Regions from separate parts of the Homo sapiens genome. Here region 1 is linked to region 2. A link is a contact called in ENCODE Hi-C or POLR2A ChIA-PET data. All regions are on one chromosome and are shown on one strand. The core of a region is the stretch at or near the end of the contact, and the rest is flanking DNA. Distances in the headings are between cores, read along the strand shown. Region 1 holds the start of CMTM1 (CKLF like MARVEL transmembrane domain containing 1). Region 2 holds the start of BEAN1-AS1 (BEAN1 antisense RNA 1).

Evidence for each region. A loop is a pair of places that touch in the nucleus more often than their neighbours do. ChIA-PET counts read pairs that join two places held with the same protein, here RNA polymerase II (POLR2A). Pooled maps may share reads with other maps.
Region 1: a loop to region 2 is called in a pooled map, with 2.1 times the contacts of the local background. The contact joins the promoter of CMTM1 here to the promoter of BEAN1-AS1 in region 2. A Hi-C loop is called at or near these places in 21 of 168 maps with a recorded cell type or tissue (B cell, CD14-positive monocyte, CD4-positive, alpha-beta memory T cell and 13 more), 9 of 37 single-sample maps with no recorded cell type and 27 of 50 pooled maps. POLR2A ChIA-PET finds 5 or more read pairs at or near these places in 18 of 52 experiments (A673, CD4-positive, alpha-beta T cell, CD4-positive, alpha-beta memory T cell and 13 more).

Annotation. Positions count from the first base shown.
Region 1 is chr16:66,563,628-66,567,918 of GRCh38, reverse strand. CMTM1 (CKLF like MARVEL transmembrane domain containing 1) reads right to left here and starts at 1,480. Exons shown (of 4, transcript NM_052999.4): 1 at 974-1,480. The coding sequence starts at 1,405. It overlaps CKLF (chemokine like factor), which reads right to left. Exons shown (of 4, transcript NM_016951.4): 4 at 1,851-2,033. The coding sequence ends at 1,908. The region is part of intron 2 of CKLF-CMTM1 (CKLF-CMTM1 readthrough); the gene reads right to left.
Region 2 is chr16:66,473,691-66,478,192 of GRCh38, reverse strand. BEAN1-AS1 (BEAN1 antisense RNA 1) reads left to right here and starts at 1,791. Exons shown (of 3, transcript NR_109960.1): 1 at 1,791-1,929; 2 at 2,515-2,591. It overlaps BEAN1 (brain expressed associated with NEDD4 1), which reads right to left. Exons shown (of 5, transcript NM_001178020.3): 4 at 483-633. It overlaps LOC124903698, which reads left to right. Exons shown (of 5, transcript XM_047435016.1): 3 at 76-249; 4 at 2,515-2,591. RefSeq lists enhancers at 1-33, 574-1,115 and a silencer at 1,621-1,720.

The DNA of each region.
Region 1 (4,291 bases), core at 231-2,730, 90 kb before region 2:
CCCTGTTTAGATTTTTCCCTATTCTGGGATCAGTTTTGGTGATTTACATTATTCTGGAAAATCAACCATTTCATCCAATTATTCACATCTATTTTGCAAGGTACTCCTGTAGATCCTTTCAGTTTTGCTGATGTTTGTGATTATTTTCCCCTTCTGGTTTCTAATTTTAAATATATGTCTTTTCTTCCCCCTTTTTTTCTTGGTTGGCCAATGGCTTATCAATTTAATAGGACTTTCAAACGACAGCTCTTGTATTGACTGATTCTATTATTTTTGTTTCCTAACTTATAAATTCCTATTATCTTCATTGCTTCCCTAATTTCCTTTGTGAGAGGAAACTGAACCAACCCAAATGTCCATCAATGATAGACTGGATAAAGAAAATGTGGCACATATACACCATGGAATACTATGCAGCCATAAAAAAGGATGAGTTCATGTCCTTTGCGGGGACATGGATGAAGCTGGAAACCATTATTCTCAGCAAACTAACGCAAGAACAGAAAACCAAACACTGCATGTTCTCACTCATAAGTGAGAGTTGAACAACGAGAACACATGGACACAGGGAGGGGAACATCACACACTGGGGCCTGTAGGGAGTGGGGGACTAGGGGAGGGATAGCATTAGGAGAAATACCTAATGTAGGTGACGAGTTGATGGGTGCAGCAAACCACCATGGCGCGTATATACCTATGTAACAAAACTGCACGTTCTACACATGTACCCCGTAAGTTAAAGTATAATAAAAAAAAAAAAAAAAGAAAAAATAGGGAAAAAAAGAGGCAAGTTTAGTAGGAAAGGTTTAGTGTGTGGGGAGCAGGGGGTGGTGGGGAGGAAAGGTGAGGCAAAACAAAGGTGAGTGGCAAAGTGAATTATGGAAGGTTTCTGGAGCTGGCACCCCGTGGGCATTTCCCCGAGGCCACTGCCGGCCACATCCGCCCAGCTAGGTCTCACCAGCTCTCCGCTCACCAGTCTCAGGATCTTCAACATTCCAGTGGGCGAGAAGGAGAAACGTTTGAGGCTGTCCCTGAATTTGTACGGGACTTTGGCTCGGCCCTCCACGCGCTCTTTGATCGCCATCTCATTTAAGAGTTTGGATTCAGTGTGTGCAGAGGGCGTGGGGGGTGGGAGTGTGGGCTTTGGGGGTGGGCGTGTGGTGGCTTTCCTTGAGGGTGCGGTGCCCTCACTGCCTTGGGGACGTGCGGCGGCTGCGGACTGCGCACTGCGAATTGAGACTGCGGGGTGCTTCCGGGGTGCGGTCTTCGCTGAGATGTTGCGCTGTGCCTTGGGTACAGAACTCACTACGCTGCCGCTACTTGCCAGGGCTGCGGCAGTCTCCGGTTGTTTCAAGTTCCCTGAAGGTGCCTCGGATGACTCAGGTTTGGCGTGTTCAGGATCCATGGTGGGTCCCTAGGGCCTGGCCGTCTGAACCAGTGCCGCGGCAGCGGCTGGCTCTCCCCTGGGAACCAGCGTCGCGTCCCAACGGCTGTTGGCTACCTCCCCGGCGCGTGCACCCGGCTCTCGCTGCCCCACCGACAAGCCGAGCCCTTCAGCCACCCTCATTGCCACAGGGGGTGCAATGCCACCGCCTAGCCCGAGAACTCAAAATCTCTGCAACCCCACACCTCGGAGCTGCCGGCCAGCCAGGCAGTAAAGAGATTCAAAGATCCCTGAGGCGGATCCCGGCACATTCTTCCCTGCCACCCAGGCCCGGGTGCCGGAAAACCCGATCCCGCTGCTCCCAGCGCTCCCTTGGAAGTTACAGTAGTGCTCTGCGCGGGGTGCAGACTTCGGAAATCTCTTCCTCTAGCTCCTATACTGAGTTAAAATAACTGCAGAAAATATGTGGAAGAATACAGAAATATGTTTAATACTTAGTATCAAACTAAAAAGTAATATAAAATTACAAAACTTCTTTTTTTTCATGCACAGGCTTTTTCTGGTAAGGACCGCTGGGATTGAACAGAAGCTTCCGGTAAATAAGGGCCCCGTCGGCAAGACAGCATACTGCTGTCACAAGTGCAAACACCTGGAAAGAAAGACAAGTGTCACTGCCCTAACCATGGTCCCCACTCCTGTCATTCACACAAGTTTTAAGTGGTCTGCCCACCAGATTCCTCTCTTGCTAGGGTACTCGGATTGCTCCCTGTGCTTCATCTAATACTAACATGGAGAGACTTCAGAGATCATCTTATTCTCCTCATTGCTAAGTTTTCTAAATACTTGCCTATAGAAAGAGAAAAGATAATTTAAGTGAGCAGAAAAATAATAAAGCAGTGTGGGCTCTGAAATCCATACTTGTTTGCTTTTATCTCTTGACCTGCTCTTGCATGTATTCTTTTAAGCCCTACTGAGGATATTTAGTTATTAATATTTCTAACCCCAGTGTTCAACTCTGACTTCTCTACTGACAAACTCTACAGAAGAAAAGGTCAAAGTTAACACCAGCTCAATATTAAATCATGGGGACTGTAGCTCCAGAAAACTGGAGTTAATAAGATGATCCAAAGTGAACTCTCAAAGGCTAGGCTACATCTGCTTAAAGGGTGAGATTCTAAATAGACCTTAAGAAAGTAAAATTAGATAAAAACAATAACTAAGAACACGTGGGGGCCTTCAGACACTCTGATGGCTATCTGAGAGCTGGTGCCTGGGGTGGGAGAGGGGGATGTCATTCCTTGCATGCTGTTTGGTCAGCTTCTTCCAGTCATCAGGAAGTTTGGCTTCCTGGCTCCAGACATGGCTCTCACAGTCTCCTTTTCCACCCAGAGTCTCAAGCCACTGCCTCCTAGGTTCTGACCACACTGAATACCTCCTACCAATCTTTTCATGACTGGCACTCTGTACACTATTGGCTCCTCTACCTGGAACCTTTTCCATTTTTTTTCCTTTATTCTCAGCAAACAGCAATTCCACTGCCAGAGAGGTAGTTTCCTCTTTTCTGCACCATGCAGCTCCCTGTCAACAGCTTATATACAGCGGTTTCCACTTGTGTCTCCTGTGTTAAGCTCTAAGCAACTTGAGGACGGGGCTCACACTCTAGTCAGTGCTGTCTGAAAGCAGCATAATATGAGTCACCAGTGTAACACAGCCACATAATTAAAGATTTTTTAACAGCCACATTATAAATGTAAAGAAAAAAGTCGGCCGGGCGCGGTGGCTCACGCCTGTAATCCCAGCACTTTGGGAGACCGAGGCAGGCGGATCACGACGTCGGAAGATCGAGACCATCCTTGTTAACACGGTGAAACTCCGTCTCTACTAAAAATACAAAAAATTAGCCAGGCATGGTGGCGGATGCCTGTAGTCCCAGCTACTTGGGAGGCTGAGGCAGGAGAATGGCGTGAACCCGGGAGGCAGAGCTTGCAGTGAGCTGAGATAGCACCACTGCACTCCACCAGCCTGGGCGACAGAGACAGACTCTGTCTCAGAAAAAAAAAAAAAAGAAAAAAATAAGTCATAGATTTTAATATATTTAGCTCAGTATGTCTAAAATATTATCATTTAACATGTAATCAACAAAGTTATTAACAAAATATTCTACATTCCTTGTTGGGGGTAATAAATCTTTGAAATTAAATGTGTATTTTTATACTTACAGCTGATCTTGATTCAGACTAGCCACATTTCCAGTGCTCAGTAGCCCCATGTGGCTAGCAACTATGGTTACTATACTGAATAGCACAGCTCTATATTTTGTCAGCCCCTGCCAAAGTACACTTAAGAAATGAGTAAATGAATGAATGAGTAAAAAAGTGAATGAAAGTAAATCCTATGCCTGGTCCTTCCTTCTTCACAGTAGAAAGATGAGTATTATCTTCAAAAACAACTGGGGGAAATTGATACAGAGCTATCTCATTTCTAGAATAATTCTGACTCCTCATGAAGTTGCTCAGGGCCTAAGGGAGATGAAAATCATGGCTTCTGACATATATGGCTGAGAGTTCTCCTAAGTGACCCATACTATGAAAGAACATGGAAGTAGGAAGATTTATTTAAGAACTTTCTAATTCAATTCTCTAGGTCAGAACCTAGAAAAGCTAAATGATTTTGAACCTTGTATGAGAAATCTTAGAAGAATATCAGATAGAACTATAACTAAATTACTTGAGTCATATTCTGGCTTGCTTTCTAGGATGAGGTCTGATGGAATTGATCTGCTTCTCTTCAAGCCGGGTTCAAAATGATCCTTTAGTTGCAAGGTGCCCTGCCAATGTTCTCTTACCGTAAGGACATCATCTATTATATTCTATCTGAAGGATCTGAACAAGAAATAACTGAGCTCAA
Region 2 (4,502 bases), core at 542-3,041:
TATGGGCTTGTCCCCTCTTTACCCCCCAGTCCCTGGTGTTATTTATAGAAACACAATACAGTTTTTTTTCCCTAGGGGGAAGTTGATCCCACAGCCACGGAAATAGCCAGATACTCCTCTGGCCTTCCCTCCCACCCTGAGGGAGACACCCGGAGGAGCAGATCCCCAGGGAATTCAGAACAGCTGCCACGGAACCTCCCCTGAAACTGCAGGGGCATTCCCGGCATGCCTACTCAACAGCCTGAGGAGGTGGGCTTGTCTCTTCCTTTCCTAGCACTTCCAGGTGATATCTGCTAAGTCACACTGCCTCAGTGGGACCTACTTGGTCAGGAGTGGGGAGGAGGTGGCCATGCCCACTGAGCAGATGTTTTCTGCATTTATACGACATGCAGAGGTGCCACTCTTTCCCATGATGGAGTTGGGGGGTCTTTGTGTCCAGGGCCCCATCCTCTGATGCCCCCTTCCCCATGAGGCCTCCTTACCCTGGTGGAGAATCTGGGTACAGCTCCCTGAGCACCGTGGCATCCACGTCCCCGTCAGAGCTGATGTCCAAGGGTGGGGGCCAGTCCTCTGAGGAGCTGCAGGCATAGCGCATCCTGCGGCTTGAGCGGCTGTATGTGTGCTCGTCCGACACTGCAGGGAACAGACCACCGGCCTGGGCCTCAGACCAGGATCCAGGGATGGTCCTTATGGGTCTGTAGGTCTACCTGGGGCCATGGAGGCTCTGATTCCCCACCTGACCACTCCTCTCCTCACCAAGCACAGCTGCCTTCATCCATCAGTGACAGCTCCAGAATGTGGGTGCCATTGTCGTGTTGGGCATGGGGATACAGAGAGGAAGCAGAGCTGGCCCTGTCCTGGCCAGCTCCCAAGGTGGTGGCAGCCTGCTTTGGGGATAACCTGGCACTAGGCAGTGTGTCATGAGCTTTGGTAGAGGTCCTACTGGGACTGTGGGAGTAAAGGCAGGCCTGACCAGTCTGGAAGTCAGGGAGGGCTTCCTGGAGGAGGGGCTGCTACAGCTGAGTCTTGTCTAGGATTTAACCAGGGGAAGAGGGGAAGGCCGGGAGGAGGGAACTGAATAGCTTTCCAAGGAGGGAGATAAGAAAGAAGAGTGTGGTGTGAACAGGGAGCTTTGAGCTGTGGAGTTGGGCTGGGCATGGAAAATGCGGTGGAGAGTAGCAAGGAATGAGGGCTTCAGAGAACTCTGGGATCAGCCCTCCCACACTCACTGCCCTTTAGGTATCTTGGGGAAAAAAAGGGGCTTCTATGATGAGTCTGGCAGCTCCCCACACTGCATTCTCCTCTGCATTTTTTACCATGCACCAGGACATCAAAGGCTCTGAAAAGTCCTGCAGCTAAAAAACACATTTAACTGTGCCTGTCCAGCATTCGACCTCAGAATCTTCCTTTCTTAGACCTAGTAACACTGTTTAGGAAATGCTGCTGGAGCACAATCCTCTCATTCCACAGCTGAGGTTCTGGGAGGCCCGGTGACTTGCTGGAGGACAACACACAGTGAGTGGTTGGGCCAGAGGGCAGCTGGATGTCTTGGCTCCTCCTTGCTAAGCTCTCTACAGCCCAGTTTCTGACATGTATCGTCCTGGATGGGAACAGTGGGAGCTGCAAAGGTGGCTGAGACACGAGGTCTCCTCAGTCCAGGGCTCCCAGGTGCCTCCTCCCCTCTGGGGGTGGGGCTTGGCATCAGGGGCGGAGCTATAACCTTTCTCTGCTGTGAGTGGCGCAGTTGCCATCCCCATTCTACAGACAAGGAAGCTGATACTCAGGGTCACATACGTGGTGAAGCATGGAGTTGTAATTTATGCACTCTGTATAACCCCAAAGACTGCTCTTCCCACTCCCCTAAACTCTTTTTCCCACTCTTCATATAATAGTGAGTGGAAGAATCTGGATATGAAACTCTATCTGCAGGTACAATTCCAATCCCAGGGTTATATACCGACACCGAGAAAGCTCTCAGAAGAAAATATTCCAAACACGTTGATGGTGGCCCTGTCCAGATGACAGAGGATCATGACCCTTATTTCTTTTTCTTTTTTTCTTTTCTTTCTTTTTTTTTTTTTTTGAGACGGAGTCTCTCACTGTCGCCCAGGCTGGAGTGCAGTGGCGCGATCTCAGCTCACTGCAAGCTCCGCCTCCGGGGTCCACGCCATTCTCCTGCCTCAGCCTCCCGAGTAGCTGGGACTACAGGCACCCGCCACCACGCCCGGCTCATTTTTTGTATTTTTAGTAGAGACCGGGTTTCACCGTGTTAGCCAGGATGGCCTCAATCTCCTGACCTCGTGATCTGCCCGCCTCGGCCTCCCAAAGTGCTGGGATTACAGGCGTGAGCCACCGCGCCTGGCCTATTTATTTCTTTATATTTCTTTTCTTATATTGTCTATATTTTTAAGGTTTTCTATAATGAACACACATTACTTTTCTACTAGGAGAAATGAAGTCAATAACATATGCTGTAAAAAAGGAGCTGAAATGCCATTTGTTTCTCCTGTTCAGGGCACCAGCTGAGAGACAGAATTTTTGGAAGAACTTAGGAAAGAAACTAAGAAAAGACAACAGCACACAGCAACAAGGTGAGACTGGAAGTTGAACCAGGGCTGCTGGGCTTGGGTGCCAGGTACCCCTTCGCCCCACCAGCCAGCATTGCCAGGGAAGGGTTTTTGGGTTCAGGGAGGGTTCCACCTGCAGGGCAGCAGGTGTGCCTGTCACACAGGGATCCCTGGGGAAAGTCAGGGCTGCTTCCTGGACCTGAGAGGAGTGACTGGGTGGGCAGCGCTGAGGGCTGTTAGAGCTGGAGCAAACTGCTATCTACCCTTTCTTCTTGGGCTGCTTTTTCTTGGACTTCCCAGAGGGGAGCATCTTGGGAAAACTGAGGCTGCCCTAAGGTGCTCAGACCCCAAACCTGAGACATCCAGCTGGGCAGAGCTCCTGAGAGACAGCTGGAAAGAAACCTGCACCCGCCACTCCCATTTGAACTTCCCAAATCCCTTCTTTTCCCTTCTCTCCTGACTTCCCTGTCGGCACAGATCCAAATAGTCCAGGACTCCGGAAGCCCTGCTTCCCACTTCACATAAGCTGAAACCTCCTGTTTACCCCGATACCTTGGTTCATTATTTAACATCACTCCAAGTTCACTGCCCCTTGACAGGCTCTGGGAGAGGGAGGAAGAGGAACTGGCACTCATGAGCACCTGCTGTGCTCAATCTCTATGATCTCATCTACCTCACACCCCACTGTGGGAGGAGAGCAGTGGTTACCCCTTCCACCAGATGAAGAGACCGAGAGTGAAGTCACTTGCTCTAAACCTGCAGAAGTGACAGGAGACAGAGTCAGCCACCAGATCTCTCTTAAAGCTCAAGATGGAACAGAATGACAGAATTTTCTTTTCTTTCCTTCTCTCTCCTTTCTTTCTTCTTTCTTTCTTTCTTTCTCTTTCCTTTCTTTTTCCTTTTTCTTTCTCTCCTTTTTTTCTCTCTCTTCTTTCTTCTCTTCTCTTTCTTCTTTCTTTCTCTCTTCTCTATTTCCCCTCCCTCCCTCCCTCCCTCCCTCCCTCCCTTCCTCCCTCCCTCTCTCCCTCCCTCCCTCCCTCCCTCTCTCCCTCCCTCTCTCCCTCCCTCTCTCCCTCCCTCTTTCTTCTTCCTCCCCCACCCCCATCTCATTCTCAAAGATTTGTGGCTCCTCTCTGTGTCTGGCTAGACTACAGAAAGGCTCTGTGGGCAGGCAGAGGGCCAACTCTGTCCTGAGGGTGATGGGGAGCCATTGGGAAGTGGTCACAGTCCTGTCACTTTGGTTGCCTTGTGGAGAATGCCTTGGAGGTGCCAGGCTGGTGGCTGGCAGGCAGGGACAGCTGACATTAGTGCAGTGGCCTGGGAGCAGGTTTTCTTGGAGAAAGAGATGATGAAAATAGCTCACATTTATTGAGCATGTATTTACCCATTAGCCAGGTGCTGTGCTAATTTAGTCCTCACAATAACTGTTTGAGGTGGATCCTCTTGCACCAGTTTTATAGATGACTCGCCTGAGGCAAAGAGAGTTTTGGCAGCTTTCCTGAGGATGCGCATAGGAAGTAGGAAATCAGGCCTCTGTGGACACCTGGAGCCTGAGGTGCCTGTGGGGCTTCACAGGGTGATGTCCAGGGGACTTCTGGGCATGCAGTTCTGGAGCTGACCTGCGGGCTGGAGCTAGGTAAGGGAGGATGATGGATGGTGTATGAGATGGAGCAGGGAGTGGGTGTAGAGAGAGGACCAGGACCAAGGTGTGGGATCTGAGGGACCTTGACTTATAAAGGGACAGAGGAGAGGAATCCGCAGCCAGAGGGGTGGGAGAGAGGCCAGGAGGGCTTGAGTCACCAGAGCTGGGGGGCTGTGAGTGTGTCTGACAGGTGGAAGGGGCCCAGTGCCAAAGGTTGGGGTTCACTGGTACACTGCCCCTCCCTCTTTATTTATTATTTATTATTTATTTATTTATTTATTTATTTAGAGACA